Linked DNA regions of Homo sapiens: all the other regions are linked to region 2. Evidence: chromatin loops called from intact Hi-C (ENCODE). Cell type or tissue: endothelial cell of umbilical vein. All regions are shown on one strand. Each heading gives the region's core, and the rest is flanking DNA. Links, peaks and the distances in the headings are about the cores only.

Region 1 (11,096 bases), core at 1,386-9,385, 1.5 Mb after region 2:
AATAATAAATAAGAAATCAATTTTATAAGGTCCATATAGCTGTATTAAATAATTTTTAAGTTTAAAAGATAAAATACCATCATTTTAAATGTTGGTATTCAAAACCAAAGATATAACCGAAAGGAAAAACAGATGAGACATAAAATGATTTGCAAGATGGGAAATATAGTAGTTTATGAATGTAAATTAAATTCCAGTTATAATAGTGGCTACACACTCTCACTACACACACAGACCCCACAGTCCTATATGCCACAAACACATTTCCATAACTTGAAAATGAGTATTTTGCATATCTCAGTTCAGGATATGTTTTTTACAAGTTAATCCTAAAGTCATAAAGCAAGAAGCTATTCATAGTACAAGATTTTATTTGCTAAGCTTTACAAATTAAACTCTAAAAAATTATTACAATGATACTGAAAGATATTTTATTGGCCTTTTAAAAGACAAACACAAATGAGAATTATCTTATTTAGAAAATTAACTTTGAAAATTATCTTAAATGAAATAAATATAATATCTAATACAATCTCTTCCTGCAAGATCTCTTAAGATGGGCAATCCTAAAAATGCAGCTTCCCATCTGAAAATCCCTAAAACTAGTATGTCCCTTAAAATAAAATTTATTTTTCTTATAAAGGACATTTGGTATTCCCACATTTTCTTAAAATTTGTCCTAAAACAAATTCTATCTTTAACACTCACGTTTCTAAATATATATATGTGTGTGTGTATATATATGTGTATACATATACACATATATATTTAGTTCACTTAATTTAAAATTAGTGAAAGCTATCTGGACACAATTTCTAAGAAAACATTGCAGAAAGTAAGTTATGCATGGTTATTTACAGGAAGAGTTTTCCTAAATAATAATGTAAATATCATGTTCAAAAATCTGACAAATCCTTTCTAATAATCAGCACTGCAGGTTTCAATACACCTTATATAACAAAAGATGTTTCATGTGTAGAACTGCCAGATGAGTCTAAGAGCCAGAAACTAAATCATTTGACATGGTTAAGAATTTCATTTTTATTATACTAAATGTCAGGTCAGAAGTCAATGGCATTTACAAGCTGGAAGACTGTTTATCCACTCAACTCTTTCAATTATATCAAACACTGATTAACCAAATGTGACTGGACTTAACTGCTACAACTTTATGGTTTCTATCAAGTATATGCAAATATCTTAAATGGGCACATATGCATATGTGCAAAACAAATGAAATATAGATACTTAAAGAATGAACAGAAATGGCTTGTAAGCAAAAACCACCCTGCCATTCAATTTCGAAACTCCGTCTTTTCTTCACTAATTTGTCTTCTGTTATTAGTAGTCTTCTATTAAAGTTGTAGGTTTACAGATGATCTGGAAATTTCACATTGGTATAAGAAAGGAATGTCGGGTTGATGCAGTCTGGAGACAAAGAAGGAATTAGTCTTAAAATGTATTAAGTTGTCTTTATCTAAATCATAGTATAATACAACACATTTTATAGAAGAATTATATTAAGTATATAATATTCTCTTCATTAAAGTCTACATATCAGAATACATTCTAAAGTGTAAGGCTTCTATAGCAGATTTTCATCTAGAAAATATTTGCATTGTATTTTAGACTCTTCAAAATGCATAGAAGACAATCACACAAATTAGTAAAACAGCAAAATTACTTTGCCTTTTAATCTTATTATTAATACTGACAAATTCTTAATGCCAGTGTCTGCAAAGATATTTTGCTTGTTAAAATAAAAAAGCGACTTCTTTGGGAGTGGTTGGGGGAGACTTTAGTAGAACACTTAAAATGATACTTTAACATGATCTAGAAATACAAATGTATTCATAGTACTCTAGCAGAAATAAGTAAATTATATAAGCTTATGTATAACTTATATAAATGATAAAATGTAAGCAACCAAATCACAAAGCATGCAGTTTATTTATTTGAAAAAAGAATACTTAATAAACTTGAAACACTTTGTTCCTTATAGTCCTGCATTCAGAAGTTAAGTACTAGTAGACATTTTGGTAATAGAGTTCAAATGCTTTATAAGTTTACCTTATTTATAGGTATAAAGTACATGGTACTTGCTTTAAAAAGTAGAATAGGGAGTATGAGGTTACTTTATGTGAAGATACTCCCGCTGAACAATAAATAAATACTATTACTATACCCACGACCTCCAGAAATTCACTGGATAACCAGTAAGACAACTTCTACTCATTTCTTCATATTCCTACTTATTCAAGTTGTAGCCTTCATAGTTGATAAAAAATCAGCACACATTAAGAAAACAATAACAGAACTATTTTCTTCACATGACTTTTATTCCTTAATCCAGACTGTTAAAAGGACTGCAAGACAAATTGTTTTTCAATCAGATTTTTTTCTCCACCAGATGTCTATGTGAATTTCATATTGTTTTAGACAAAAATGCTCATTCCTTCGGTCTAAGTACTATGTCATATTTTGTTTTTTCAAGCCTTCAAATTTTGTGCTGGTGGTTACTTCATATACATTCTATGGTTAATCTTTAAAGAGAAGTTTTAAAAGTCTGATTCAAAATTTCAGTTCACTCGCTATGTATTTTAAAAATTAAAATTTATGAAATTCAATTTTAAAAATCTAAAAGTTATCTAAAAAGGTCTATGACTTATCAAATTTCAATAAGCTGACTGTTAGCAGTATTAAAAAATATTAAATATGCTAACAGTAAAAATCATGAATACACATTAGGCATTTAATATGTATCTGGCAAATTTGAATACATAAAGGGAATAGGCAGAGTTCACAGATTAATATTTCTTACCTCTACAATAAGAAGAAATACCTTGTTCTATGAGCAGCTGCCATACTTTCAGACATGTTTCTGACTTTTAGATAATTAACAAATCCTCTGAAGAAAAGGAGCAGGCCTGAGAAGGTTGAAATAATATGGATATACTATGTTTTTATACAGAAAAGGGCAAGATAAATTTAAAGTAGACAATTATAAACAAGATCCTCTTGGCTTAAGGAATTTTACTTGCAGACTTCCATTCATTTCTGTAATATATTTTACACTATAAGGATAAACTCTGTCACAAGGAAATACAATTTTTCAATTTGTTAAGCCTAGATGTACCAAAATTAAAGCAAATCTAGCTATAAAAATCCAGAATTACATAAAAATATACATTTAAGTGATTTTCTTCAATAGTAAAGTTACCTGACGCACTTAAACTGATTCAACTCATAAAAACCCCATTGAACCCATGGGCTCAATCTTTTCAATTAATATAACTACTGGGTGAACTAAGACATATTTATTTATATAAAGTAGATAAAAAGGAAATATATACATGAGGTTACTAACAATTATGAGGAAAAAAACAATAAGCCTGTATAGTAATATCAAGTGCCTGTCATCTGTGAAATCTGTATTTGAAGATACGTGCATTATGTACATATTTTTAATTATGAGTTCTTATTTTGAAGTAATAATAAAAAACTAACTTATAATAAAAAATTAAGATGAGTTAGAAAAGACAACTTGGAAGACAGTCACTCTAATGATTTAGATTATTTGGGATACATCTTATATCTACCTCAGTTTTCTCCTTTGTAAAGTAGTATTTTAAAATAACAACCACAAATATATTTAATAATTTAAAAAGCAATACCTGTAAAATTCTCTAAAGTTTCACATAAAAAATATTAGATAAGTATAAAACATTACCATTACTAGTATAAGCCTTTGAAATACTTAAGCATATGATTCTTAGGGAAACATTTATTAACTCCAGCAAATTTTTAACCAGGAAAACAGGGTGGGGGGGATCCAAAAACAAAAACAGAAGATATCTACTGTATGTGTATGACTTTCCTCACCAGGAGGAAAAGGAGTTTGTGAATTTAAAATATGAAGTCTCAAACTAAATTTGTACCCCAACTGCAAGACAGTAATCAAATCACTAAAAACAAGAAGCATGTGTGTAGTAAATTGGAGAGGAAAGACAGAAGAGAGATACAAATGATGACTTAAATGGTATAAATTACAGCTAAACCCAATCGCATCTGCTTCCCATATCCTAACTCCCTCCTTTTGGGACTCCTTCTGAATTCCACCCTCATGCCCTTCCAGATGCTGTTCAAAGATAATAATACTGTTATCCAAATGTAAAAATATTATTGAAAAATGTAAACCAACTTATTTGTGGGATCCCTTCCTTTGTCTCTAAAGCTGCTGTTTTCTAACACACATTTTACTTCTCAGGCATTTTCTAAAAGAAGCCACCCAGTTCATACCTAAAAACCAATCGCTCAGTGGCTACTGTTTCTCAGCATTCTACAAAGTGCTCAACATTCTTTTCAGCATATGTGAGAGCAACATTTTTATCACTGATTACATTTTCACATTCCCCTAAATAAATAAACACTAGATTATGGCTCTGAAGTGGAACTGGCATTGTCCTCTGTATTCTACTCTGCCCCACACTAACCTCCTTAAGATTCCTCCAATCTCTAAATAATATATATATACACACAAATGTACTCATTTAATATGCTTAAATACTTAATAGACTTTATAAACCTTCTCACTTTTAGGTAAGAAACTCAATAAAGAACACGGCATTCAGGCAGTTAGAACACATAATATAAAACTGGCTTCACCTCCAGATGCATCTCAACAAAGTCACAACACTAAAATAATTTCAATATAGCTATTAAAGAATTAAGTGACCTTATCTGACTAACAATAATTTGTTTCCCAAAAGATCCTAAAGATCCAACAGTATGACTAAATAAAAACTCAGAGAGAAGACTGCCACCTACTGAAATGCTGTTATTTTCTGGTAAAATTCTGAGTGAAACATGGGCTTTTACTCTTAACTAGAAACAAAAGGTATTCCTTATGTCAGCAAATACATCTGAAATGTGGATTAAAGATATAATGTGATTTAATGATTAACTTAATTATCTCACATTGAAGGTAAAAAACAAAAGGGAACAAAAATTGAAAATCCATAAAATTCCATCAATATTAATAAAAAGACACGTCTTATAGGAAGACAACTCAACAGAAGCACTGTGATCATTAGGCATAAAGCCTTTCCTTATGCCTGGCTGATTAATGATTAATTCAAGGCACATTTCAAAAGCATAAAGAATGTTTCCATGATCAAAAAATAAGAGAACAGATAGAACAACCAAACTATCCAACTCTCAAATTTCCTAAGATCATTAAAAGAAGTCATTTGTGTATGTTTTCTGAGATAAATGCTAAAGACAATTTTTTATCACGTTGTTATTTTAAAATTTTTTAGCATTCAATTATCATCCCGCCACTGACTCTTTACACTGATAGCCTCTGGATTTTAAATCTAAGAAATCTGTAGTGCTATATAGAATAGTTTAAAAACGTGAGATGATGTGTTTGAATATGAGAATTTTACAGAAGAAAAATAATTTCCACATAAATTGCAACACAGTTTATTTACATCTTACAGTTTTTGGAAATATCCAAGTTAAACTAAATGCATTAAGAATAAACTTACCAAGTACAAGAAATATCCACCAAAGCCAATACTGTCCATTGAAATATCCAGTAAAATAATCAGAAAACTATGGAGTGAACATAAATATATTAACCGAATTCATACACCTGAATTTGAAAATCATAAATTATCTTCAGTTTCATAATGATTTACTTCAAATAATCTTTAACACTTAAAAATGGCACAAAGGAAAAATAAAAACACTTAATGGCATACACAGCATACACATATATAAATTATTTGAGAAAAAATCATCTTATGCAATAGCAAAAAAAAAATTGGAGTATTTTTAGAAACAAAAACCAGTTTCAAACTCCCCGCAAGAAACAGTAAATGCTGTATGTCTGAATCACACATTTTCTTATTAGAAATTTCACGTCAGTCCTTTTTTCATAATCTCTCAAAACCACAACTACCATCCCAAACACACTACAGCAACCCGCTGCTTCAGATATTAACACCAAAAGCCACATTAGTTTAATCTTATCAGATGGGGGTGTTCTGCTGACCTCCAAAAGAAGAGCTTTTGACCTTCTGTACACCCCCTACTGTTAATCACTGCCAAAAATACTAGGTGCATAAAGACCCCCATTAGAGTCTTTTTATTTTCAAACTAGATGCTCTAGCATTCAGTTCCCAACAGAGAGCTGAGAACAGCTAAATGAACCTTAAAGTGGCATTTCAACAGTTCCTATTAGTGGCCATGGTAGACAGTTTTATATTCTCCGTGGTGTGGGAATATGAACAGGCAGATGGAAGGCAGAATTTGATGATATTGGACACAGTTATCCTTTCCTTGATTAGACTCTAGACATCACACTTCATTAATTTTAAAAGGTTTTTTAAAAAATCAATCTAATTTTCTTCAGTTACTTCAGATAACTTTAGCACCTAAAACAATGCCTCAAATGATTACTTTTTAAAAAGTGTTTAATATAACCTACTCTAAAACTGTTAAAAATTAGCTTGTGTTTACCCACCCTGTTTCCACTGGTCTGCAAACTGAATCTGATGTAACTAAAAATGATTCCACTAAATGCAGACTTGCTCTCAAATCTAATACTAACTAAAAGTATTTGTAACTTTATAAGTAAAGATTTCCAATTATTTGTTGGTAATTTCTATATAAGCTTAAAAATCCTAGGCTGTGGCAAAAATAAAAAATGCTTACAAATTGTAAATAATGTTATCATTTAGTAAGCATATCAAATAAAGATTATCTAAGTCTGTTTTTTATAGCCTTTTAAGTATTTTCTCAGGAAGTATTTCCAATTAATAAATAAACCATTTATAGTAATTTCAGTATTTATAGTAATTTCATATTTTAAATTTTATAGTAATTTTTTAAAATTTATAGTAATTTCAGAGATTTAAAATTTCAAAGTACTACTAAAAACATAAATCCCATGTACACCTACATCTTTAAAATATATGTACAATGAAGGAGGGACTTGAAATTGAAAAGATACAGCTTATACAGGATGGTACTATACTATTTTTTAGTCAAGTGATTAACAGTTAGAAATACAACATTTTCATATAGGTCTTAAAGGCTGTAAGAACAAAAAAGAATAAAGAACAAAGGCAATACATTTTTTAAATTTCTGCGTGTTACCCAGTAACAGGTAACCTGAACATCAAGAACAGTCATTCTTCACCAAAAATGTTTACCATAAAACTAGTTCTTATTTACTCCCTAGTGAAAAATATAATTACCTTCACCCTGATGTCAAAGAGAAGGATTTGCTATGTAAAAAGGATAAAGAAATGCTTTTGGACTCATTACTGTGTTAGCAAAAATGTTTTAAAATACTAAAATCATAAGCCTAAGCCAACTGTTGTTTTTTTCATATAAGTAAACCAATCATGTTGATTGGCCAGTCACAGGCTAGAGAAATCAAATTTTGGAAAATAAATTAATGAACATTATGAATTCATCTGATTTTATTATATTAATGTAACATCACTATTTCATTGTTTACATCCTGTCTACTTTCAAAATGTACTTTGTTAGTTTTTAATAAAACACATATGTATTTTTAACCACATAATAAAAAACCTTAGATAGAAGTAGTATCAGAAGGCTAGGCTAAAGATATTTACACAAAATCCGAGGTTCATCGCAGCTCAGATACAAAATGGACAGCGGCAGTATGATTTATAAATTACTTATTGTCTAATGAAAGGGAACACCAGGTTTTTAGGAGAAAACTTTTCTCTCAGCACTAAACTCTAAGAGGAATGTTTTACTTGGAGCATTATAGTAAAAGTCAAAGTACAGTGTAACAGAGGCAGTACAGAAATAGGAAAATAGGCAATGAATTGAGACCAAGGTAGATGTCAATTCACATTAAAAACTGTGAGACTGGCCTGGCGCGGTGGCTCACGCCTGTAATCCTAGCACTTTGGGAGGCCAAGGCAGGCAGATTGCCTGAGCTTGAGATCAGCCTGGGCAACGCGGTGAAACCCTGTCTCTACAAAAATACAAAAAATTAGCCAGGCGTGGAGGCATGTGCCCATGGTCCCAGCTACTTGGAGGATGAGGCAGGAGAATTGCTTGAACCCGGGAGGCGGAGGTTGCAGTGAGCCAAGATGGCACCACTGCACTCCAGCCTGGGCGACAGAGTGAGACCCCGTCTCCACAAAAAAAACAACTGTGGGACCTTGAGCAAATTATTTGACTCTTTTTATTCTTAGTTTCATCACCAATAAAATGGCTAGATCATCACCAGCATCAGAGATACAGTTAAAGTTTGAAAATTCGTTGCTTGTAACAAATTATGCCTGGCATACACTAAGGGTTAAATGAATGGCAGTTATTGTTATTTTATACAAAAGATTTTTTTAAGTCCTTTTCTTATAACACTTCTTAGTACACACTAAAGGCATAACATTAACTCTAACTCAGTAAAAGTATTTTAAGGGAAACTAAACAGTCCTGGTGATCAAACTTGATGACAGTATTTACCTTACAAAACTGTAAGAAACTCTAGTCTTTGAATTTAAGTTCCCCATCTTATCACATCAACTAGAGGTGATAACTAGATAATCTAATCCCTTCTCAACCTGAGGTTCTTATGAGAAAATTAAGCTGTAATACTTTAAGGACATAAGTTGTATAAGATGCATTAACTTCTTTCTTACACATCTAGAATGATACTAGCAATTTACTAACAGGGAGAATTGAGAAAACAGTCCTCATATCATTTTCTATGTTCTGTGATTTAGATGAGAAATCCCATTTGAATAATAGTGCTTAATTCTATTAGTATCATAATCAACATTGGACTTATCTAGGCCCAACTTTGAGGTTTTTTTAATAATAATTTCTATAAGGGAAGGGACTGTGCCTTTATCTTTGTATGTTCTGTAACAGCTAATAGATTTATACTTGTGTTAGGAACCCACTGTACATCTTTTGCAATAAAATTAAAACAAGAAATTGTCAGGGGATAGTTCTAATGATGGCTCAAATTTTAACTATCTTAGAAGAAACCAGTCCATAGGTCCCAACCAAGAATTAACTGATTAATAATCAAAACCTATGGATTACTGAAACCCTGGAAAGCTATAAGTTTTAAAATAATGAAGAAATGCATTACATCCATAAACATTAATATTTTCATAGTGGGTACTTTTAAATCAACTTCATAATATATATTATTAAAGTGAACATTTAAGAGAAGCTAATATATTTGATCTATGATTCTACTAAAAATTTTAGGAGGATTTAGCTCATTCAATTAGAAATCAATGTTTAAATGTAGAATGTATGTATTTTAATTTATTAATTGTATAACAGCATTTAAAATGTGTAGGTAATTTTTCAAAAGACTTATTACAACAGTAAGTAAAGCACTCTTGATCATTCTCCTAGATCTTACAGTTAAAAAAAAAAAAAACTAGGAAGAAACATTTGTAAAAAGAAGTCAAAAGAGGCCTTCAAAAGGCTGGGGGATGATTATGCGAACAACACTAATGCCTATGCAATTTTTACAGAAAACTATCTGGAGACTAGAAAAGTTGTTAAGATGGGGAACTTGTCTCCCTACGCACTATCTTGTAAATTATAAGAAGGCAGGGGGTGACTTCAGGGAACAACAGGAAAATAAGGAAGGTTAGAAGAAGCATGAGGGAAAAAAAGAGTTCTGATAACCACTTCACAGGCCTTCACTTTTGAGCTCTCAATGTTTTCAAAAGAAAACAGTGAGAAGATATTTAAGGTCATGATAATGTGACTAAACGAGAAATTTTTATGTTTTAACTTAATTTAGGCATACCTGCACTATATCACAATAATAGTAGCCATGATTTACTGAGCACATATATTTGTGCAGTAACTGGATAAGGTACTTTAATTACATTATTTCCATACCTCATAAAAATCCTACAAGGCAGCTATTATCAGCCTATTATAAAGAAACTAATGCTCAGAACAATTAAATAAAGTTAAGACATATAAAAAAGATGAGATTCAAACTTAAATTTTTATTATTTCAAAGTTCTTTCCACTATATTAACAACTTCTCATATGATAAAGTTATAAAGTGTTCATACCACAGAGCTCACTATAATGATTAAGTATAGGATTTAAGAATAAGCCTTGAAATAACTGAATTCATGAAAATAAAGTGACCATTTATGAACCACACAGAAAATTTCATACATCTCATTTTAGAGATAAAAGAGATACAGGCTATCAAGACACTCACCCTGACAATAAGGATCCATTTGATCAAGGAAAGGCCAAATCCGCAGATAGCACCATACCTTCCAGCTATGGTATTGGTGATACAGAAGGATAAACAAAATCCAAGCCAGTTGAAAATAAATGCCACTAAAAGCAACAGAAACCGTTCTTTTATAAACCACAATTTGGAAACAAATTAACATAGACATATTAATAATATTTCATGGCTCAATGGAAACAGCAGCTCCCTTTCTTTTAACTCTGCCAATTAAGCCTTCTTTATAGACTATAGCCTACTTTTTGCAAATGGCTTATTTGCTATACTGTATATCAACAAATGGGTAAGCTTGGTTTCTTGTCAGTTTGGCCAACAGGAATCCATTCCTGAAAGCTTATCATTAATGGTTGTAACTGCAGTTATAAACTAGCTTAAAACCAGATCACAATGTATCTCACATGTGGTTCCACCCAAGAAGTCCAGCCTAAGCAATCAGCCAACAAAATTGGCTTTTTAAAAAAGGTAAAGCAGGCCAGGCACAGTGGCTCATGCCTGTAATCCCAGCACTTTGGGAGGCCAAGGCAGGGGGATCAGCTGAGGTCAGGAGTTCGAGACCAGCCTGGCCAACATGGTGAAACCCTGTCTCTACTAAAAATATAAAAATTAGCCGGGTGTGGTGGTGGGCACCTGTAATCCCAGCTACTTGGGAAGCTGAGGCAGGAGAATTGCTTGAACCTGGGAGGTAGAGGTTGCAGTGGGCCAAGATCACGCCACTGCACTGGAATGTGGGCAACAGAGCAAGACTCCGGCTCAAAAAAAAAAAGGAAAAAAAAGGTAAACAAAACAATAAAATTGAATA
Region 2 (11,096 bases), core at 1,085-9,084:
GGTGTCATTATTCATTAAGGGTCCTTTGAGGGCAGCAGATGGTTGGGTTTTTATTTTTATCCAATTTGCCAATCTACATCTTTTAAGTGGAGCATTTAGGCCATTTACATTCAAAGTTAATATTGACATGTGAGGTTTTGTTCCTGTCATAGTGTTTTTAGGTAGTTGCTTTGTAGTCTCAATAGTGTATTTGCTTTATAGGGTATGTGTACTTTGTATTTATGAGTGCTTTTATTGTAGCAAGTATCATCTTTTCACTTCCATATTTAGAACTACTCTGAGCATTTTTTGTAGGACCAGTCTCGTTGTGACAATTGCCCTTAGCATTTCCTTGTGTGGGAATGACTTGATTACTCATTTATTTATTAAGCATAGTTTGGCAGGATATAAAATTTTGGCTGGAATTATTTTTCTTTAAGGAGGCTAAAAGTAGGCTCACAATCTCTTCTGGCATGTAAGGTTTCTGCTGAGAAATCCACTGTTAGTTTGATGGGTGTACCTTTATAGGTGATTTGACCCTTTTATCTAACTGCCTTTAAGAATTTTTTTTTTTTTTTAGTGTTGACTTTGATAGTCTGATGACCATATGTCTTGGTGAAGTTTTTCTTGTACATTATCTTACAGGTGTTCTCTAAATTTCTTGTATCTGGGTGTCTACCTCTCTGGGAAGACTAGGGAAATTTTCCTGAATTATTCTCTCAAATACACATTTTTTCAATTTGCTTACTTTTTCTTCTCTCTCAAGAATGCTTTATAAGCTTTGGTCAACTTAGGTAATCCCATATTTCTCTAAAGTTTTATTTATTTAAAAACAATTTTTTTCTTTATTTTTGTCTGACTAGGTTAATTCAAAAAACAGATCTTCAAGGTCTGAAAATTTTTCTTCTGCTTGGTCTAGTCTTAGTAAAGCTTCCAACTATATTTTGAAATTTCTTTAGTAAATTTTCCAATTCCAGAATTTCTACTTGTTTTTCAATTAAATATAGCAATCTCTTCTTTTATATCCTGAATCATTTTTCCGGTTTCTTTGCTTTGATTTTCAATTTTTTCTTGAATCTCATTGTGCTTCCTATTGGATTCTGTATCTGTCATTTTAGAATTTTCATTTTGGTTAGGATCCTTTGTTGAAGAATTAGTGTCTTCCTTCAGAGATGTCAACACTCAGGTTTTTTGTTCTGCTAGTGTCTTCACACTGATTCCTTCTCATCTGAAGCAGCAGTTGCTTTTATTTTTTGTGTAATTTGCTATCATTTGAATGGAATTTTTATGTCTTATTCTTTTTTCCCTTGAGGATATGACTGTGATGTGTATTGCATATGATTATTTGGCTTCATTTTTGGGTGCTTTCAGGGGGCCAAGTCTCTATATAGGTTTCTTGGTTGTGGATACCCTCTCTGTTGTGGTTTTCTCACATGCTGCTCGCTGTAGTGATGTATTGGACATATGAGCTGATACACTATCTTCCACAGGGCTGAGAGTACACAGGTCTCATAAAACTTATCTCATTCACTAGCACTGGGCCCTTCAGACAGCAGCTTTTTATTTGGTGGTACAGTTCAGTATTCCACGCAGTAAGTTTCACTTAAGAGTAAGAGCCACCCACTCTCCAGGACCCTGATAATTGAGGGGAGGAACTACCCTAATAAGAGAAGGAGGGAATCAGCATGTTGGGGTATGCTGAGATCTCGGGGTCAGGGTTGAGGTGTTGCACTAGCTACTTATCCTGGGCAAGGAGGAACATGCTCTGCTTTCATATCAGGGCCCCGTTGCAGGGTTTGTGACCTTTAGTTCATATAATCATTAACTTCTGCCTCCTTTCTGTAGCCAAGAACCAAAGAAATGCCCTTCTGGTGGCTACTACAAAACAGGGTTCGGGGCTAAGTCCTGGGTCCAGAGCAGACAGACAGCTCTGTGATTTGTCTGCCCTTTATTGACAGAATGCTACTGCCTTATGTAAAGAGCAGGAGATGGGTCCTATCCTTCGCTCTGTTGTGTCTGCAACAGTGGATGGGGGCAACAGGAGATAACCTCTTTCTCATTTCTATTTCTAGCAGTCAATGCCACCCCCTTCATCAATTGACTCCATGTCCATGTTTCCTTTGTCCCAAGGGCAGGTTGGAGGGCTGTGCTCCCCTCTTACCTAAGGGCAGCCCACACTGAGGGCTAGATCTTTAAGGAACCCACAGCTCCTCAAGGATCTGCTGGTACCATATGGTTGCCAAAGACCAAGCAGGTCATGGGCTATATTTGTGGGGTATCTGGTGATGTGGCGACCTAAGGGCTGAAGTCCCCTGGGGAGAACAGTGCATGTAAAACCAGTGTGGCACCTACCATTTCAATTTGGGTCTGAGGGGATTATGGGCATACCTGCATGAACTGACCACCCAATTTATTGTCCTTAGCAAGGTCCCAAATCACCACTGACATCCTTGTCTGGATTGTGAGGGCAGAGGGGCTCCCCAACACTTCGGAGAACATCAGATTGTCACACAGGTGAGGAGACAAGAGAAGCCATGACTTACCCTTTTCGTGGTCCAGGTTTCTAGGGAGACAATCTCTGTCAGTCTCTTGCTGCTTTCCTCTTTTGTGCCCCAGGTTCTTCCCATGGGTGCTCCAACAGGTCCTTGCTTCATTCCCTCAGATTTCCATTTAAATCATGGGCATTCACCTGTAACTTTGATCTTTCTGAGGAGACCTGGCATCCAACATCCCTAGTCAGCCAACTTGAAAAAAAAAAGAGAAAAAAAACTGTGAAAACTTTTAAGGTAAAAGTAAGTTCGTGATTAGCATTCTTTGTATTGGTTTTCATTTATTCTGAAATTAGTTTTAAAGCAACCGTTACACATACACACAAATAAAAAAATGTTTAACAGTGACAATCAGTGTAACATACTTTGGAAGTATTTCCCTTCCAATGACACAGCATGGATTTATTCAATGTTATTTGAGAAGATCCTTGAGAGTTTTATAATTTAAGTTTCAAGTAGGAATTATACTCTGTGTCTCTCGGCAATATTCATAACAGGTCTTACTACAGAATGTCATTCAGTAAAATACTCTGTGCATGAGTTTGAATGTAATAATTTTACTAATAAAAAATCAGTGCAATAAATCTACTGATTCAGCATTAAAATTTACCTCAAAAAAAGAAATAATTTGTCTTGTCAAAATACCGTTTCACCACTAACTAGACACTTTTTCAAAGTTTCACTTTTCTAAAGGATTAGATATGGATCTCATCCCATAGGATAATCAGAAAGCTTGATAAATCAGTGTTGTTTATATTCAAAGTATATTTGAGACTTCAGAGTTTATCAACTGCATAAGAGAATTAAATGAATAATTTTTCAGTTGATGTTAACATAATTTGTGGAAATCATCCTGTGTTCATATCATATGCAGTTTTTTAGGGGGTGGGGTTAATATTAATTAAACTGTATATGTAAAATTTGGGCTACATGCATTATCTCATTCAATCCCGACAACATCCGCATCAAATAAATATATTTTTCTTCTTTTCATGGATGTAGAAACTGGAATTTAAATAGGCTAATTAGTTAACTATCTTGGTTTATTAAATACTTAATTTGTGCCAGGAGCTTTCCTAAGCATTTTATACATGTTACCTAATGTTATGGCTACAACTAGTTAGGGAAATACACATACAGAGAGAGAGATAAACACACAGGGGGAAAATACATTTTACATCAGAGAGTTACCTGACCAAGTACTACACTTCTTTTGCTTTTCTCTAAGACCAACCCAATGCTAATTCCTTGACTTATCTATTTTTATTTACTAATGTGAAGCAGAGATTAGGTGTTCAATAATTTTGTTTTGAAAATATGACAAATGAATAGGAGAATGATAGAGATCTCAATTTATTTGAGATATCCCTATGTTTTACAATCAAAACTGAGTAAAGAGGTTTCCAAATTATGAACTATTTAATCAAAAAGTTATTTTTGAATTTTAATTTATGTGTGAGTACATATCTTTATCTGTTTTGGTTTACTCGTGTCTGCTTCCCCTGACACCATGATTTATAGATATAAGTGAAAGTAAGATATGAGTTATTATATGTGCACACTGAGATTGTGCAAATTGCATGTAGCTATGGATTAATATAGTTAGAGGTACGGAATTTTCTGTTCTTTTTGTACTCTACTGACAGATGGACCCACTGTTTTGCTGGAAAGTGGAGCCAATTTGTCTGGCTTTGAAGAAAACAGGAGAAAAGAGGATATACTGGGGACACTTTAATGACGGAGAAAGAGCAAGCCATTGGCCCAGCTAATAAAAGTTATTGCTAATATTTGTTTATCATGTATTAGATGCAAGTTTATACTGTTTATCACCATTTGATGTTTAAGTTTTGTTTACTGGAACTCAAAATTGAGGTGGAAGTAATGCTTTCTGAAAAAAATGAATTTAAAATGTTTACATCGTGGAAAGAAAAAGAACTCTGCGGACCTATCAGTTTGTTGGGGCTGCCATTTGAAAGTAAACCAATTCAGGTTGCTTGAACAACAGAAATTTACTTCCTCATAAATCTGGAGGCCAGAAGTCCAAGAGCAAGGTGCCAGCAGGGTTGGTTTTTCAGAGACCTCTCTTCTTGGCTTGTAAATGGCTGTCTTCTCCTTGTGCCTTTACATGGTCTTTCTTCTGTCTGTGTCTTAATCTTTTTTCTTCTAAGAATATCAGTCCTATTGGATTAGGCCCACATCAGTGACCTCATTTTACTTTAATCACCTTTTAAAAAATCTTGTCTTTAAATGAGGAGCTGAATGTTAGAAACTCAATATATGAATTTGGGGAAGGGGACAATTCAGCTTATAATAGGAGATGGTGTAAAGGTAAAGAATCACCTGGCTAAGTCATCTGCATTGTAGTACTCATCTTTTGATGTAGACAGGTACCTCAGTCTTAGTACTGTGGAGGGCATGGGAGAGGTAATTTCATAGCATCCTGTCTCTGCAAATCCCTCTTGAGAAAACTGTAGAGAAATATATTCAATTTAGGGAGAAAATTGACAATACATTATATTATTATTAATTCTAATAAAATAGGACATAGAAATGCATAAAATATTTAGTGAAGTATTTTAAATATATAAAAAGTAATTTATATTGTGTTTTAATCTAATCTGGCTAAAATTATTACTAAAAATATTGAAAAAATCAGTTTGAAGGAAATGTATACAGTCAACATTTTGTGACAAAAATGTTCATATCTATGTATTTTTGGACAATGACAGCTGCAATATTATCATAAATGTTTAGCAATTCCAAGCTTGAGGCAAACTCCACAGATAGAGTAACTGTAATTTATTAGGTGATGGAAAAGGAGAACATGATAGATTGACTTAATCTTTCATTCTACACTTTTCTATGTTTAAGCTCAAGAAGAATGCATCATAAATACCATATGTTTTCCTAACACCTTATACTACTAGTAGCTTTATTTTTTTTTAGTCTAATCTTTACTCTAGAGACTATTTTCAGTTGAGAATCTAATAAATATAAGTTTGAGAGGTATGTTAGCTAATTGTTCACTTTTAACTAAAACACTAGAGGGCACCCTTTCCTTCTGTTAGAACATGTCCTCCTCTTCTAAATTACATGCCGTGGAGACACAAAGGATTGCCAGGTAAAAACAATATTCATTTTATTTTGTATTTTTATGGACTTGCTTTTATATTTAACCGGTAATAATTTTGCAGATCCCAAAAGTCACAGCATATTATTTTAAATGATATTAAGATGATTTTTAACGGAAATGAATTCTAAGCCGGAAATGTCAGTGTCACAGAGCTAAAGAGTCAGATGTCTCCCTAGTGTCACGACAGTGAACAAAAATAAGTCTGTGTTTGGCATGACTTGTGGTGTTTATGTAGTATAATTTATCTTACATTTCTGTGTTTAGGATTAGGAATTATTCGTACTGAATGTGTATTCCTATTTTCTACGTTCTCAAATGAATAGCACACTACTGCTAGGTTAACCCAGTTTGAAACAAAATGCAAACAAGACTGACCTAGAGGAAAGAACAAAAGTTGAAAATTCAGTGAGGACCCACCAAATAACAATTGCCAATATTTATTTAGTGTCTGTTTTTGTCAATCACTTGTGTAAGCATTTTAATTACAATATTTAATTGATACTACATTGAGTCATTATTTACTATTTTCATTCTTATTCAATATAGAATAAAATATAGTATTATAAGAACAGATAAAATAACATGAAACATGTCTTTGAATTGTGCTTTCCCACATCAGAAACCTAGGGCAAAAGGGAGCTGCTACAGCTGCAATTTTGCCTGGGCAAGACTTGCCACCAGGGTCAGCTTGTGCTGACCTGGTCTGCATGTGCTATTACTGGGTTTACCAGCCTGCTCCCCTGAAATAGTGGTGCATCAAGATCCTCTCTGCTCTAACCTCAGGCTGAAATTCAGGCATTTGGAGCATCATTTGCCTAGACCATCAGCCTGAGGTGCCCCACTCTTCCTGGACATAAATCAAGGTATAGTGGGGCCCTCTCTGCTCCATGCTTAGACAGATCTCCAGGCATTTGAAGCAACCACTCAGCTGTATTAGCAGCCCAACTCGCCCCACCCTTCCTAGATGTAGATCGTGGTGAGTGGGATTCTCTCTGTTCCATGTCCAGGCATACCTCCAGCCATCTAGAGCACTTGCTTGCCTGGATGACAGCCTTACCTTCTCCACTCTTCCTAGACATAGATCATGGTGCAGGGAGGAACTTTCTGCTTCATGCCCAGGCAGATCTCCAGGTATTTGGAGTAATCATTCAACTGGTTCATCAGTCTCATATACCCCATTCTTCCTGGGCTTACATCATGGTGCAGTGAGGTTCTTTCTGCTCTAAGCCCAGGCAGAGATCCAGGCATTCAGAACATCTGCTCACTGGGATTGGCAGTCTCTCTCACCCTACTCTTCCTATGCAGAAATCTTCTTGCATAGAAGCCCTCTCTACTCCAACCCAGGCCCATCTCTAGGCATCTAGAGCACCTGTTTGCCTCAAATAGTGGCCTGAGCTACCCCACACTTCCTGTGCAGAAATCCTGGTGCATGGAGGGGACTCCATGCTTGATATACAGGGAGATCTCCAGGCATCTGGAGCACCCACTGTTCTAAAATTAGGAGTTTAGACCAGCCACCATCCCAATGCAGAGAACCTGGGGCCAGAAAGGCTTCCTAAATCCACATTTAGACATATTTGTGGGTGCTTGGTGGCCACCCACTGAATTCTTCCTCAGTTTTGGTGCTTATGCTGGCAATTGGGGGACCTGTAGGTGAACCTGCCTAGGCCAGCCCTGCCTATCTTGGCCCCAGTCCCCCAAGACTAAGCAGGGAGCTAAGACCACTGTGTACTTCATGAATCAGCCCATTTCCTGAGGAAACAGAGAGATTATCTCAGTAACAAGATCAAGTATATACTCAGCCACATTGGCTGCAGCTGGCTGTTACCTGTAAGTACCATCTACTGGCTTGTAGGTCAAACTGCACAGCCCAGTATAAAACCTAGTGACAGACGTGCATAGGGCTATAGAAACAAAGCCAAAAGACCCTGCTCAGTACTCTCAAGAGTCACACCCTATAGTGAAGAGGGAAAGGAAAAGAAAAAAAATATATAGGGAATAAAACAAAAATAAAATATTCACCTGTATGAAAATAATTACAAAATTGTAAATGTTAATGTCCCCAGATGAGAAGGAAACAGCACAAGAATTTGGGCACCATGAAAAATCTAAATGTAATGACACACCAAAGGATGGAAAGAGCTCTCCAGCAATGTAATCAAAATGGAAACTGAGAAATTATAGATAAAAATTTGAAGCATGGATTGCAAGGAAGCTCAAAAAGATCCAAGACAACACAAAGAAAATCAACATGATGAAACTTCTAAAGCAATCTAGTAAATGATGAAACAGATAAACATTCTAAAAGGAAATAAATCTGAGCATCTGGAATTGAAAAACTCACTTAAGGAATTTCAAAATACAATTGAGAGCTTTAGCAATTTAGACTGGACCAAGAAAAAGAAACAATTTAAGTGCTTGAAGACAAGTCTTTCTAACTAATACAGTCAGGCCAAGAAAAAGAAATAATTTAAGAGCTTGAAGACCAGTCTTTTTAACAAATATAATCAGACAAAAATTTTTAAAACAATTTTTAGAAATATACAAAGTCTTTGAGAAATTTGGGATAATTCAAAGTAAGCAAACCTAAAAATTATTTGGTATTGCCAAAAGAGAAGGAGACAAACAAATAATGTGAACAAATAATTCAAAAAAAAATTTCCTACTCTTCCTAGGGAGGTTGGTATCTAGATGCAAGAAATCCAGAGAATAACTGCAAGATAGTGTAGAAAACAAACATCACCAAAGGTATATAGTCATCAGACTCTCCAAAGTCAATGTTAAAGAAAAATTCTTAAAGGCAGCCAGGGGAAAAAGGTTAGATCATGTATAAAGGGAAGCCCAACAGGCTAACAGTGGATTTATCAGTAGATATCTTACAATCCAGGAAGGATTAGGGGTCTATTTTTACCATTCTTTAAGAAAAATTTCATCCAAGAATTTTTATATCCTACCAAACTAAACTTCATAATCAAAAGAGAAATTTGATTATTTGCTTTGTTGCTTTTCCCAACAAGCAAGGGCTAAGGGAATTAGTTACCAATAAAAAAGCCTTACAATAGATCCTTAAGGGAGTTCTAAATGTCAAAATAAAAGAATGAAACCTGCTATCACAAAACCATACTAAAAAACATAGCCCACAGACCCTATGAAGCAATGACACAGTAGAAACTACAGAGGAACCAGCTAACAACTTCATGATAGGATTAAAACTTCACATATCAATATTAACCTTGAATTTAAACAGTCTAAATGCCTCCATTTAAAAGGCACAGAGTGGCAGGATGGATACAAATACAAGACCCATCCATCTTCTATTTTCAAAAGACCTGTATCACATGGGTTGATGTAAACAGTGAGAAAAAAATCTACCACATAAAAAGAAAACAAGGCAGGGTGCGGTGGCTCACGTCTGTAATCCCAGCAGTTTGGGAGGCCAAGGAGGGTGGATCCCCTGAGGTCAGGAGTTTGAGACCAACCTGACTAACATGGTGACACCCCATCTCTACTAAAAACACAAAATTGGTTGGGTGTGGCAGGCACCTGTAATCCCAGCTACTTGGGAGTCCGACACAGGAAAATTACTTGAACCCAGGAGGTGGAGGTTACAGTGAGCTGAGACCATGCTATTGCACTCCAGCCTGGGCAACAAGAGTGAAACTCTATCTCAAAGAAAAAAGAAAAAGAAAACAAAAATGAGCAGGTGTCACTATGACTATATCATACAAAACAGACCTTAATCCAATAATAAAAAAGGATAAAGAATAGCATTACGTAATAATGAAGTGTTCAATTAACAAGATGGCTTATCTATTCTAAATATATACATGTCCAACATTGGAGCACCCAGATTTATAAAGTAATTACTTCTAAACCCACAACAAGACATACATAACTACACAATAATGGCGAGGGACTTCAGTGCCCCACTGACAGTGTTAAAGAGATCTTCAAGGCAGAAATTAACAAATAAATTTTGGACTTATATTCAACATTTGGCTAACAGAACCTAATAGACTTCTACAGAATACTTCACCTATCAGACACAGAATATAAATTCTCATCTGCACACAAAATATACTCCAAGATCAAACACATAGTTTCCCATAAAGCAAGCCTCAATAATTTCCACAAAAAAAAAAAAAAATGAAATCCATGCCATCCATACTCTTGTACCAGAGTGGAATAAGCATAGAAACCAATACCAAAAATCACAAATCTCAAAAATCACACAATTACATGGAAATTAAACAACTTTCTCCCGAATGACTTTTAGGTGAACGACAAAATAAGGCAGAAATTAAATTATTTGAAATAAATAGAGAAACAACATACCAACATCTATGGGCCGTAGCAAAAGCAGTGTTAAGAGGAAAGATTAAAGTGTAAATCACCAACCTTAAAATGTTAGAAAGATCTCAAATTAATGATCTAAAGTCACACCTACAGGAACTAGAAAAAAACAGAACAATGTAACCCCAAAGGTAGCAGAAAAAAATCACTAAAATCAGAGCAGAACTGAATGAAATTGAGACCCAAAATTTAATACAAAGGTCAGTGAAACCAAAGGTTGGTTCTTTGAAAGAATAAACAAGATCAATAGACTAATAACTAGATAAACACAAAAGAGAAAAGTTTAAAATAAGCAAAATCAGAAACAACAAAGGTGGCATTACAACCTATCTCACAGAAATACAAAATATGCTGAGACTATTATGAACACCTATATGCACAAAGACTAGAAAATATAGAGAAAATAAATTCCCAGAAACACACAACCTCCCAAGATTGAACAAGAAAGAAATTGAAACCCTAATAGACCAATATCAAGTTCTAAAATTGAAGCAGTATTTTAAAAAAATAAATCAACAAAAGCCCTGTACCAGATGGATTCACAGCCAAATTCTATCAGACATGCAAAGAAGAGCTGGTACCAATTCCGCTACAACTATTCCAAAAAATTTGAAGATGGACTGTTTCCTAAGTTATCTAAAAAGCTAGCATCACCCTGACACTAAAACCTAGCAAAGACACAGTAAAAAAAGACAACAACTGTCCAATATCCTTGATGACCAAAGATGAAAAAATACTCAACAAAATACTAGCAAACTGAATCCAACAGCACTCCTATTCAGTATAGCACTGGAAGTAGTAGCCAGAGAAATTGGTCAGAGCCATGAGGCCCCCTTTCCAGGCCCTAGTTCCTGGATAATATTTCTAGACACATCCTGACCATAACGGAACCCACTGCCTGCAGGAAGGAATCTAGACCTGGCAGGACCCATCACCTACTGACTAAAGAGCCTTTGAGCTCTGAATAATCAGCAATGATACTCATGTCATATGCTGTGGGCTTTGGGTGAGACTCCAAGACATGTAGGCTTCACGTGAGACTCGGCATAATCCCAGCTGTGTTGGCTACTAGGAGACACTCC
Region 3 (11,096 bases), core at 1,843-9,842, 1.0 Mb after region 2:
CAGTTTTCAAAGGGACTGCTTCCAGTTTTTGCCCATTCAGTATGATATTGTCTGTGGGTTTGTCATAAATAGCTCTTATTATTTTGAGATATGTTCCATTAATACCTAGTTTTTGAGAGCTTTTTAGCATGAAGACCTGTTGAATTTTGTTGAAGGCCTTTTCTCCATCTATTGAGATAATCATGTGGTTTTTGTCATTGGTTCTGTTTATATGATGGGTTATGTTTATTGATTTGCATAGGTTGAACCAGCCTTGCATCCCAGGGATGAAGCCAACTTGATTGTGGTGGATAAGCTTTTTGATGTGCTGCTGGATTCATTTTGCTAGTATTTTATTGAGGATATTTGCTTCGATGTTCATGAGGGATATTGGTCTAAAATTCTCTTTTTTTGTTGTGTCTTTGCCTGGCTTTGGTATCAGGATGATGCTGGCCTCATTAAATTAGTTAGGGAGGATTCCCTCTCTCTCTATTGATTGGAATAGTTTCAGAAGGAATGGTACCAGCTCCTCTTTGTACCTCTCATAGAATTTGGCTGTGAATCCATCTGGCCCTGGGCTTTTATTGGTTGATAAGCTATTAATTATTGCCTCAATTTCAGAACCTGTTATTGGTCTATTCAGATATTTGACTTCTTCCTGGTTTAGTCTTGGGAGGGTGTATGTGTCTGAGAATTTATCCATTTCTTCGAGATTTTCTAGTTTATTTGCATAGAGGTGTTTATAGTATTCTCTGATGGTAGTTTGTATTTATGTGGGATCAATGGTGATATCCCCTTTATCATTTTTTATTGCGTCTGTTTGATTCTTCTCTCTTTTCTTCTTTGTTAGCCTTGCTAGTGGTCTATTTTGTTGATCTTTCAAAAAAAAAAACCAGCTCCTGGATTCATTGATTTTTTGAAAGTTTTTTCATGTCTCTATCTCCTTCAGTTCTGCTCTGATCTTAGTTATTTCTTGTCTTCTGCTGGCTTTGGAATTTGTTTGCTCTTGCTTCTCTAGTTCTTTTAATTGTGATGTTAGGGTGTTGAATTTAGATCTTTCCTGCTTTCTCTTGTGGGAATTTAGTGCTATAACTTTTCCTCTACACACTGCTTTAAATGTGTCCCAGAGATTCTGGTATGTTGTGTCTTTATCCTCATTGGTTTCAATGAATATCTTTATTTCTGCCTTAATTTTGTCATTTACACAGTAGTCATTTAGGAACAGGTTGTTCAGTTTCCATATAGTTGTTTGGTTTTGAGTGAGTTTCTTAATCCTGAGTTCTAATTTGATTGCACTGTGGTCTGAGAGACAATTTGTTGTGATTCCTGTTCTTTTACATTTGCTGAGGAGTGTTTTACTTCCAATTATGTGGGCAATTTTAGAGTAAGTGCAATGTGGTACTGAGAAGAATGTCTATTCTGTTGATTTGGGCTGGAGAGCTCTGTAGATGTCTATTAGGTCCACTTGGTCCAGAGCTGAGTTCAAGTCCTGGATATCTTTGTTAATTTTCTGTCTTGTTGATCTGTCTAATATTTACAGTGGGGTGTTAAAGTCTCCAATTATTATTGTGTGGGAGTCTAAGTCTCTTTGTAGGTCTGTAAGAACTTGCTTTATGAATTTGGGTGCTTCTGTATTGGGTGAATATATATTTAGGATAGTTAGCTCTTCTTGCTGAATTGATCCCTTTTAAGATTATTTAATGGCCTTCTTTGTCTCTTTTGATCTTTGTTGGTTTAAAGTCTGTTTTATCAGAGACTAGGATTGCAACTGCTGCCTTTTTTTTAATTTTCCATTTGCTTGTTAGATCTTCCTCCATCTCTTTATTTTGAGCCTATGTGTGTCTTTGCACTTGAGATGCGCCTCCTGAACACAGCACACTGATTGGAATGTGCTGAATACGGCACACTGATGGGTCTTGACTCTTTATCCAATTTGCCAGTCTGTGTGTTTTAATTGGGTCATTTAGCCCATTTACATTTAAGGTTAATATTTTGAGCCTATGTGTGTCTTTACACATGAGACACTTCTCCTGAATATAGCACACTGATTGGAATGTGCTGAATACAGCACACTATGTGTCTTGACTCTTTAACCAATTTGCCAGTCTGTTCCTTTTAATTGGGGCATTTAGCCCATTTGCATTTAAGGTTAATATTGTTATGTGTGAATCTGATCCTGTCATTATGATGTTAGCTGGTTATTTTGCCCATTAATTGATGCGGTTTCTTCATAGCATCGATGGTCTTTACAATTTGGCATGTTTTTGCACTGGCTAGTACCGGTCGTTTCTTTCCATGTTTAGTGCTTCCTTCAGGAGCTCCTGTAAAGCAGGGCTGGTGGTGACAAAATCTCTCAGCATTTGCTTGTCTGTAAAGGATTTTATTTCTCCTTCACTTACGAAGCTTAGTTTGGCTGGATATGAAATTCTTGGTTGAAAATTCTTTTCTTTCAGAATGTTGAATATTGGTCCCCACTCTCTTCTGGCTTGTAGGGTTTCTGCTGAGAGATCTGCTATTAGTCTGATGGGCTTCCTTTTGTGGGTAACCCAACCTTTATCTGGCTGCCCTTAACATTTTTTCCTTCATTTCAACCTTGGTGAATCTGACTATTATGTGTCTTGGGTTGCTCTTCTTGAGGAATATCTTTATGGTGCTCTCTGTATTTCCTGAATTTGAATGTTGGCCTGCTTGCTAGGTTGGGGTAGTTCTCCTACATAATATTTTAAAGTGGTTTCTAACTTGGTTCCATTCTCCCCACCACTTTCAGGTACACCAATCAAATATAGATTTGGTCTTTCCACATAGTCCCATATTTCTTGGAGGCTTTGTTCATTTCTTTTCACTCTTTTTTTCTCTAATCTTGTCTTCTTGCTTTATTTCATCAATTTGATCTTTAATCACTGATATCCTTTCTTCTGCTTGATCAAATTGGCTATTAAAGCTTGTGTATTTTTCATGAAATTCTTGTGCTGTGTTTTTCAGCTTCATCAGGTCATTTATGTTCTTCTCTACACTGGTTAGCCATTCATCTAACCTTTTTTCAACGTTTTTAGTTTCCTTGCAGTGGGTTAGAATATGCTCTTTTAGCTTGGAGAAGTTTGTTATTACACACCTTCTGAAGCCTACTTCTGTCAGCTAGTCAAACTCATTCTCCATCCTGTTTTGTTCCCTTGCTGGTGAGGAGTTGTGATCCTTTGGAAGAGAAGGTACATTCTGGTTTTTGGAATTTTCAGCCTTTCTGCTCTGGTTTCTCCCCATCTTTGTAGTTTTTTTCTACCTTTGGTCTTTGATGTTGGTGACCTATGAATGGAGTTTTGGCATGAATGTCCTTTTTGTTGATGTTGATGCTATTCCTGTTTGTTAGTTTTTGTTCTAACAGTCGGGCCCCTCAGCTGCAGGTCTGTTGGAGTTTGCTGGAGGTCCATTCCAGATAATGTTTGACTGAGTATCTCCAGCAGAGACTGCAGAAAAGTAAGTATTGCTGCCTGATCCTTCCTCTGGAAGCTTCGTCCCAGAGGGGCAGCTGCCAGATGCCACCCAGAGCTCTCCTGTATGAGGTTTCTGTCGGCCCCTACTGGGAGGCAACACGGGGGTCAGGGACCCATTTGAGGAGGCATCCTGTCCATTATCAGAGCTCAAACACCATGCTGTGAGAACCACTGCTCCCTTCAGAGCTGTGAGGCAGGGATGTTTAAGTCTAGAAGTTGTGCCCACAGTCGCCCCTTCCCCCAGGTGCTCTGACCCAGGGAGATGAGGGTTTTATCTATAAGTCCCTGACTGGGCTGTTGCCTTTTGTTCAGATATGCCCTGCCCACAGAGGTGGAATCGAGAGAGACAGTTGGCCTTGCTGAGCTGCCGTGGGCACCACCCAGTTTGAGCTTCCCAGCAGCTTTGTTTACACTGTGAGTATAAAACTGCCTACTCAAGCCTCAGCAATGGTGGACACCCCTCCCCCCACCAAGCTCCAGCATTCCAGGTGGATCTCAGATTGCTGTACTAGCAGCGAGAATTACAAGCTAATGGATCTTAGCTTGCTGGGCTCCGTGGGCATGGGACCTGCCAAGCCAGGCACTGGAGGGAATCTCCTGGTCTGCCAGTTGTGAAGACTGTGGGAAAAGTGCAGTATTTGGGTAGGTGTGTACCCTTCCTCCCAGTATAGTCTCTCATGGCTTCCCTTGGCTAGAAAAGGGAAATCCCCTGACCCTTGTGCTTCCTGGGTCAGGTGATGCCCAGCCCTGCTTTGGCTTGCCCTCTGTGGGCTGCACCCACTGTCCAACCAGTCCCAGTGAGATGAACCAGGTAACTCAGTTGGAAATGCAGAAATCACCCTTCTTCTGCATCAATCTCACTGAGAGCTGCAGACCGGAGCTGTTCCTATTCGGCCATCTTGGAAGAGTCCTTGGGGCTTCTTTTTTCAGATGGCTGACTAGCCTAGGAGCATAAGATGTCACTTCTCCTCAAAAAGAAGACCACAGCTACTGGTGAATGGACATGGCTTGAACGGAAAACTAAGGGAAGAGAGCCGGAACCTGTTGGAGTCCTGATGGAAAGAAGCTGGGGTGCAGAAAAGAAAAGCAGAAAGAATCTGGCAGAGAATAACCCCCTGAGGAACTCGAAGCCCCACAGAAAGGGTAGGTCGCAGTGTGTCTCTGCTCCCTTCACCCCTACAACCACCTGTTGACTCCTAAACTGTTAGGGTAACCCCCTGCCCTGATAACCCTGGATAACACTGTTGGCAGCAACTTAAGAACTTCCCAGGGACACAGAACCAGGTGGTCACCTCACACAAGCATAACTGCACTCCCCTAAGGCCAGAAAGGAGAAGTCAGGCACCATACTGGTAGGCCACTGCCCTGCCCAGGCAATCTCTTCTCCTGAGTCACTGCACCACCAGATCCCTCACAAACCTACCCCACAGCCTTCTCTGACTGTGGCAAAATACAGGGGACCAGCAGGTCACTGGGAGGTACAGGACACCTGGAGATCTTACCCTCAATGGGGGTCACCCCTAAGTGAGAGGGGTGTGCAGCTCACCAAAGCTCCCCTTGGGACAAAAAAAAAATATGGATGCAGTGCTAATCATGCCATTCACTGAAAAGGGCAGCACCAGATGCCAGGAATAGACATGGAAAATTGTCATCTCCTCACTGCCTCCCCTCACTGTTGCCAAAGCAATAGAGGTTCTCTCTCCTGGGGGCAGGTGAATGTGTATTTGGAGAATGCACTTTTTGTGCTTTTGTCAATAGCTTCACCCCTGTTAAAAGTGAGCCTGCACTACTTGGGCTTGCAGGAAGAGCAGGGGTCAACTACCTCCCTACACAGAAACACAGAGCAGCAACATCCTAGCAACAAAGAGCAGACAAGCCACAGAGTTGTCCACCGAGGACTGGATGAAGAGGCTCTGCCTGGGGCCCATTTTGGTGGTGGCCACCGGAGGGGTGTATACAAGGCCTGCAGCCACACTATGGCATGGAACCAAATGTTCAAAGTCTAAATGAGCTGAAGGTCATGAGCCCTGTGACAAAGGTGTGAAAAGGAAACAGATTGTGTTCCTGTGGGCTCAGGATAGGAACTGGTGCGCCCCTCCCTGCACCATCCCCAGAGACCTCAGTGCACTCCAACACAGTCTCCTCTGACCACTCCCATCGGGGTGGGAACTTCCACTCATTATTAGTTTTCCTGAGTTGGCTCTTACTCTTAAGCACCACCTACTGGACTGGAGGCTAAACTGCACCACTAAATAAAAAAAAAAAAAATCTGCCAGAAGGGCTTAGTGCTTAGTGGATGAGATAAGCTTTCTGAGACCTCCACATCCTCAGCCATGCACGAGACAGCATGTTGGCTCTTATGTCCAATACATCACTACAACAAGCAACATCTGAGAAAGCCACCACATAGAAGCTATCCACAACCAAGGAACCCATACAGAGCTTTGACCCCATGAAAGCACCCAGAAATTAAACCAATCATACGTAACATACAACACAGTCATATTCTCAAGGGAAAAAAGAATAAAAATTTTAAAAGTCCCATTCAAAGAATAGCAAATTCAAAAATAAGAAATAACAGCTCCCTTAGATGAAAGGGAATCAGTGCTTGAACTTCAGCAATACAAAAAGACAAGTTGTCTTGACAGCTCCAAAGGATTGCACTAGCTCTCTAGCAATGTGTCCTAACCAAAATGAAAAGTCTGAAATAAACTGAAATCTACATTTTGATAAAGAATTCAAAATGTAGATGACAAAGAAACTCAACAAAATCCAAGAGAAAGTTGAAAATAGAAACAAAGAAACCAGAAAAAAATGATTCTGGATATGAAACACAAGATAGCTATATTTTAAAAAAAGCAAATAGAACTTTGAAATTGAAAAATATTCACTAAAGAACTTCAAAATATAATTGGAAGCTGAAACAATAGACTAGATCAAGCAGAAGAAAGAATTTCAGAGCTTGAAGACCAACCTTTCAAATTAACCCAGTCAGACAAAAATAAAGAAAAAATAATTTTAAGAAATGAACAAAGCTTTTGAGAAATATGAGATTATGTAAAATGACCAAACCTATGACTTACTGGCATTCTTGAAAGAGAAGAAAAAATAAGCAACTTGGAAAACATATTTGAAGGAATAATTCAGGAAAATTTCCCTATTCTTGCTAGAGAGTTCAACATCCAGATACAAGAAATTCAGAGAACACCTGCAAGACACTATACAAAATGACCATCCCCAAGGCAAAAAGTAATGAGATTATCCAAGGTCAATGCTGAAGAAAAAATCTTAAAGATAACTAGAGAAAAGGGCCAGATTACCTACAAAAGAAATCTCATCCCACTAACAGCAAACTTTTAAGCAGAGACCTTACAAGCCAGAAGAGATTGGAGGCCTATTTTTAGCCGTCTTAAACAAAAAGAAAATTAGCCAAGAATTTTATATCCTGCCAAACTAAGCTTCATAAATGAAGGAGAAATAAAGTCTTTCCCAGGCAAGCAACTGCCAAGGGAATTTATCACTACCAGACCAGTTCCACAAGAAATGCTCAAAGGAGCTCTAAATAACACCAAAAGGACAATACTTACCAACCATAAAAGCACACATAAGTACAAAGTTTACAGATCCTATAAAGCAATTACACAATTGAGACTACAAAGCAACTAGCTGACAACACTATGACTTCACATATCAATATTAACCTTGAATATAATGACCTAAATACTTCGCTTAAAAGACATAGATTGACAAAATGGATTTTTAAAAATGATCCAATTATCTACTTCCTTTAAAAGACCCATTTCATATATAATAATACCTACAAGATCAAAGCAAAGGGATGGAGGAAGATCTATCATGCATATTGAAAACAAAAAAAAAGAGCAGGGATTGCTATTCTTTTATCGGATAAAACAGACTTTAAACCAAAACCAGTGGAAAAAAAATACAAAAAAATGGCATTATACAATTATAAAAGATTCAATTCAACAAGAAGATTTAACTATCCAAATATAGAAAACATATCTGAGTGAATAACTCAGGAATATCCTGAGTATGCACCCAACATCAGAGCACCCAGATTTATAAAACAAATACTACTAGACTTTAAAAAAAGAGATAAGCATACAATAATAGTTGAGGACTTCAACACCCTACTGACAGCACTAGACGGATCATTAAGGCAGAAAACTAATAAACTGAGGACATAAATTGTACTCTTGACCAAATGGACATAATAGACACCTATGGAACATTCCACCTACCAATGCAGACTATACATATTTCTCAGCTGTGCATGGAACATTCTCTAAAATAGACCATATGCTTGGTCAGAAAGCAAGTCTTAATAATGTCAAAACATTGAAATCATATCAAGCATCGTCTCAGACCACAGTAGAATAAAATTAGAAATCAACACCAAGAGGAACTCTCAAAACCACACAAGTACATGGAAATTAAACAGTTTGCTCCTGAATAACGTTTGAGTAAACAAAAATTATGGCAGAAATCAACATTTTTTAAAAACCAATGGAAACAGAGACACAACATACCAAAACCTCTGGAATACAGCAAAAGTAGCTAAGAGGAGATTACAGCACTAGATGCCTACATCTACAATATAGAAAGATATTAAATTAACAACTTAATATTGCATCTAAAGGAACTGAAAAACCAACATTCAAACAAGCAGAACCAGAAATGATAAAGGTGTCATTAAAACTCATTCCACAGAAATACAAAAGATCCTTAGGGACTACTATGAACATCTCTATGAGCACAAACTAGAAAACATAGAGTAAACGAATGAATTCCTGGAAAGATACAACCACTGAAGACTGAACCAGGAAGAAATTGAAATCCAGAACAGACCTATAGTGAGTTAAGAAATTGAATCAGTAATAAAAAAAATCAACCAACCAAAAAAAAAAAGCCCAGGCCTAGAAGGATTCATAGCCAAATTCTACCAGACATAAAAAGAATAGCGAGTACCAATCTTACTGCAACAATTTCAAAAAATTGAGAACAGATTCCTCCATAACTCATTCCATGAAAACGTTATCATCCTGATACCAAAATCTGGCAAGGCCATAAAGAGAAAACTACAGCAAAATATTCCTGATAAACATAGATGCAAAAATCCTCAGCAAAATACTAGAAACAAAAACCCAGCAGCACATTAAAAAGATGATTCATCACAATCAACTGAGTTTTATTACAGGGTTAGGCTTTGTGTCCCCATCCAAATCTCATCTTGAATTATAATCTCCATAATTCCCATGTGGCTAGGGAGAAACCAGGTGGAGGTAATTAAATCATGGGGGTCGTTTCCCCCATGCTGTCTCATGATAGTGAATGAGTTCTCACAAGATTTGATGGTTTTATAAAGGGCTCTTCCTCTTTTGCTTGCCTCTCTCTCTCGCACCTGCCACCATGTAAGATATGTCTCTTCCCCTTCTGCCATGATTGCAAGTTTCCTGAGGCCTTCCCACCCCTGCAGAACTGTGAGTCAATTAAAATTCTTTTCTTTATAAATTACCCAGTCTTCGGTATGTCACTATAGCAGTGTGAAAACTAATACAAAGCCAAAGTCAAATAAACCCATTAAAAAGTAGGCAAAGCAAGAATCATATGAGAAAAGCTCAACATCACTGATCATTGGAGAAATGCAAATCAAAACCACAATGATATACTATCTCACACCAGTCAGAATGTCTATTATTAAAAAGTCAAAAAATAACAGAAGCTGGTGAGGTTGTGGAGAAAAATGAATGCTTTTACACTGTTGGTGGGAGTGTAAATTAGTCCAACCATTGTGAAAGACGGTGTAGCAATTCCTCAAACCTACAGACAGAAATACCATTAGACCCAACAATCCCATTACTGGGTATAGACAAAGAAATATAAATTGTTTTCTTATAAAGACACATGCACATGTATGTTCACTGTAGCACTATTCACAATAGCAAAGACATGGAATAAACCTAAATGCCCATCAATGATAGATGGATAAAGAAATTGTGGTAAATATACACCATAGAATACTATGCAGCAATAAAAAAAAGACTTCATGTCCTTGAATGGAGCTGGAGGTCATTATCCTTAGCAAACTAATGCAGGAAGAGAAAACCAAATATTGCATGTTCTCACTTACAAGTGGGAGCTAAATAATGAGAACACATGGACACTTAGATGGAAACAACACACACTGGGGCCTACTGGAGGGCGGAGGGTGGGAGGAGGGAGAGGATCAAGAAAAATAACAGATACTAGGCTTAATACCTGGATGATGAAATAATCTGTACAACAAACCTCTATGACACATTTACCTATGTAACAAATCTGTACATCCAGCACATGTACCCCTGAACTTAAAATAAAAGTTTTTTTAAAAAGTAGGCAAAGGACATAAACAGACACTTCTCAAAAGAAGACATACAAACAGCCAAGAAACATATTAAAAAATGCTCAACATCACTAATCATCAGAAAAATGCAAATTAAAACCACAAGAAAGTACCATCTCATGCCAGTTAGAATGGGTGTTATTAAAAAGTCAAAACATAACAGGTGTCAGCTAGGATGTGGAGGAAAGGAAACGCTTACACGCTGGAATGTAGATTAGGCTAAGCCCTGTGGAAAAGAGTATGGGGATTTCTCAAAGAACTAAAAATAGAACTATCATTTGACCTGCGAATCCCACTACTGGGTATCTACCCAAAGGAAAATAAATCATTATATAAAAAAGACACCTGCATTCATATGTTTATCACAGCACTATTCACAATAACAAAGTCATGGAATCAACCTAAGCACACATCAGTGGATTATTGGATGAAGAAAATATGGTATATATACACCATGGAATACTACACAGCTATAAAAAGGAATGAAATCATGTCTTTTGCAGCAGCATGAAGGGAACTGGAAGCCCATTAGTGAAATAACTCAGAAACTGATATTCAAATATCGTGTGTTCTCACTTATAAGTAAGAGTTAAACAATGGGACACAATGGACTTAAAGATAGAAATAATAGACACTGATGATTCCAAAAGAGGAGTATAAGGGAGTGGGTGAGGGTTGAAAAACAATCTATTGGCTACTATATTTACTATTTGGGGTTCAGTAGAAGCGCAAACTCCAGCATTATGCAATATATCCATGTTACAAACCTGCACACGTACTCCCTGAATCTATAATAAAATTTAAAATAAAATATAAGGAGACACCCATCTCTACAAAACCAAAGTTAAAAAATTAGGCAGGCATGGTGATGCATGCCTGTGGTCCCAGCTACTCAGGAGGCTATGGTGGGAGGATCACTTGAGCTCAGGAAATTGAGGCTGCAGTGAGCCACGATCATGACACTGCACTCCAGCCTGGATGACACAGAGAGACCCTGTCCCAAAAAAACTAAAAATCAAAACACAGTGAGACTGGATCTGAAATGTTACATTACCTGAAAATAGAGTAAAATTGGAATACTGGAGAACTAACTGATCAATTTTCTTCTTGGAAAAGTTGATATTGCCTTAAAATTCTCAACTCTTTTATGTTTATATTAAACAACATTAAATGCATATCAGCCTTGGATTAGATATGTATCTTCAAATCTATAAGCATCAATTTGC

Evidence for each region. Peaks named below come from ENCODE experiments on the same cell type or tissue, not always from the same donor. Only the 100,000 strongest peaks of a DNase experiment are listed, where the experiment ranks them.
Region 1: a loop joins it to region 2, with 21 times the contacts of the local background. A loop is called at or near these places in 9 of 110 quality-filtered maps.
Region 3: it touches region 2 in a loop (3.0-fold over the local background); 2 of 110 quality-filtered maps call a loop at or near these places.

What each region holds. Positions count from the first base shown.
Region 1 is chr13:79,542,848-79,553,943 of GRCh38, reverse strand. It overlaps NDFIP2 (Nedd4 family interacting protein 2), which reads right to left. Exons shown (of 8, transcript NM_019080.3): 5 at 10,262-10,386; 6 at 5,550-5,616; 7 at 2,822-2,927; 8 at 1-1,428. The coding sequence ends at 2,824. Among named protein-coding and RNA genes, the nearest start is that of LINC01068, 18 kb to the left of the region's middle. In endothelial cell of umbilical vein, for the core only: no CTCF peak of the experiment used is centred there; a DNase peak (open chromatin) is centred at 4,783.
Region 2 is chr13:81,012,233-81,023,328 of GRCh38, reverse strand. It overlaps LINC00377 (long intergenic non-protein coding RNA 377), which reads right to left and starts at 4,938. Exons shown (of 4, transcript NR_125770.1): 1 at 4,869-4,938; 2 at 2,523-2,723. RefSeq lists enhancers at 6,046-6,545, 6,546-7,047. In endothelial cell of umbilical vein, for the core only: a CTCF peak has its summit at 5,562 (motif pointing right); a DNase peak (open chromatin) is centred at 5,598.
Region 3 is chr13:79,968,211-79,979,306 of GRCh38, reverse strand. No RefSeq gene overlaps it. Among named protein-coding and RNA genes, the nearest start is that of LINC01080, 37 kb to the left of the region's middle. In endothelial cell of umbilical vein, for the core only: a CTCF peak has its summit at 5,660 (motif pointing left); no DNase peak of the experiment used is centred there.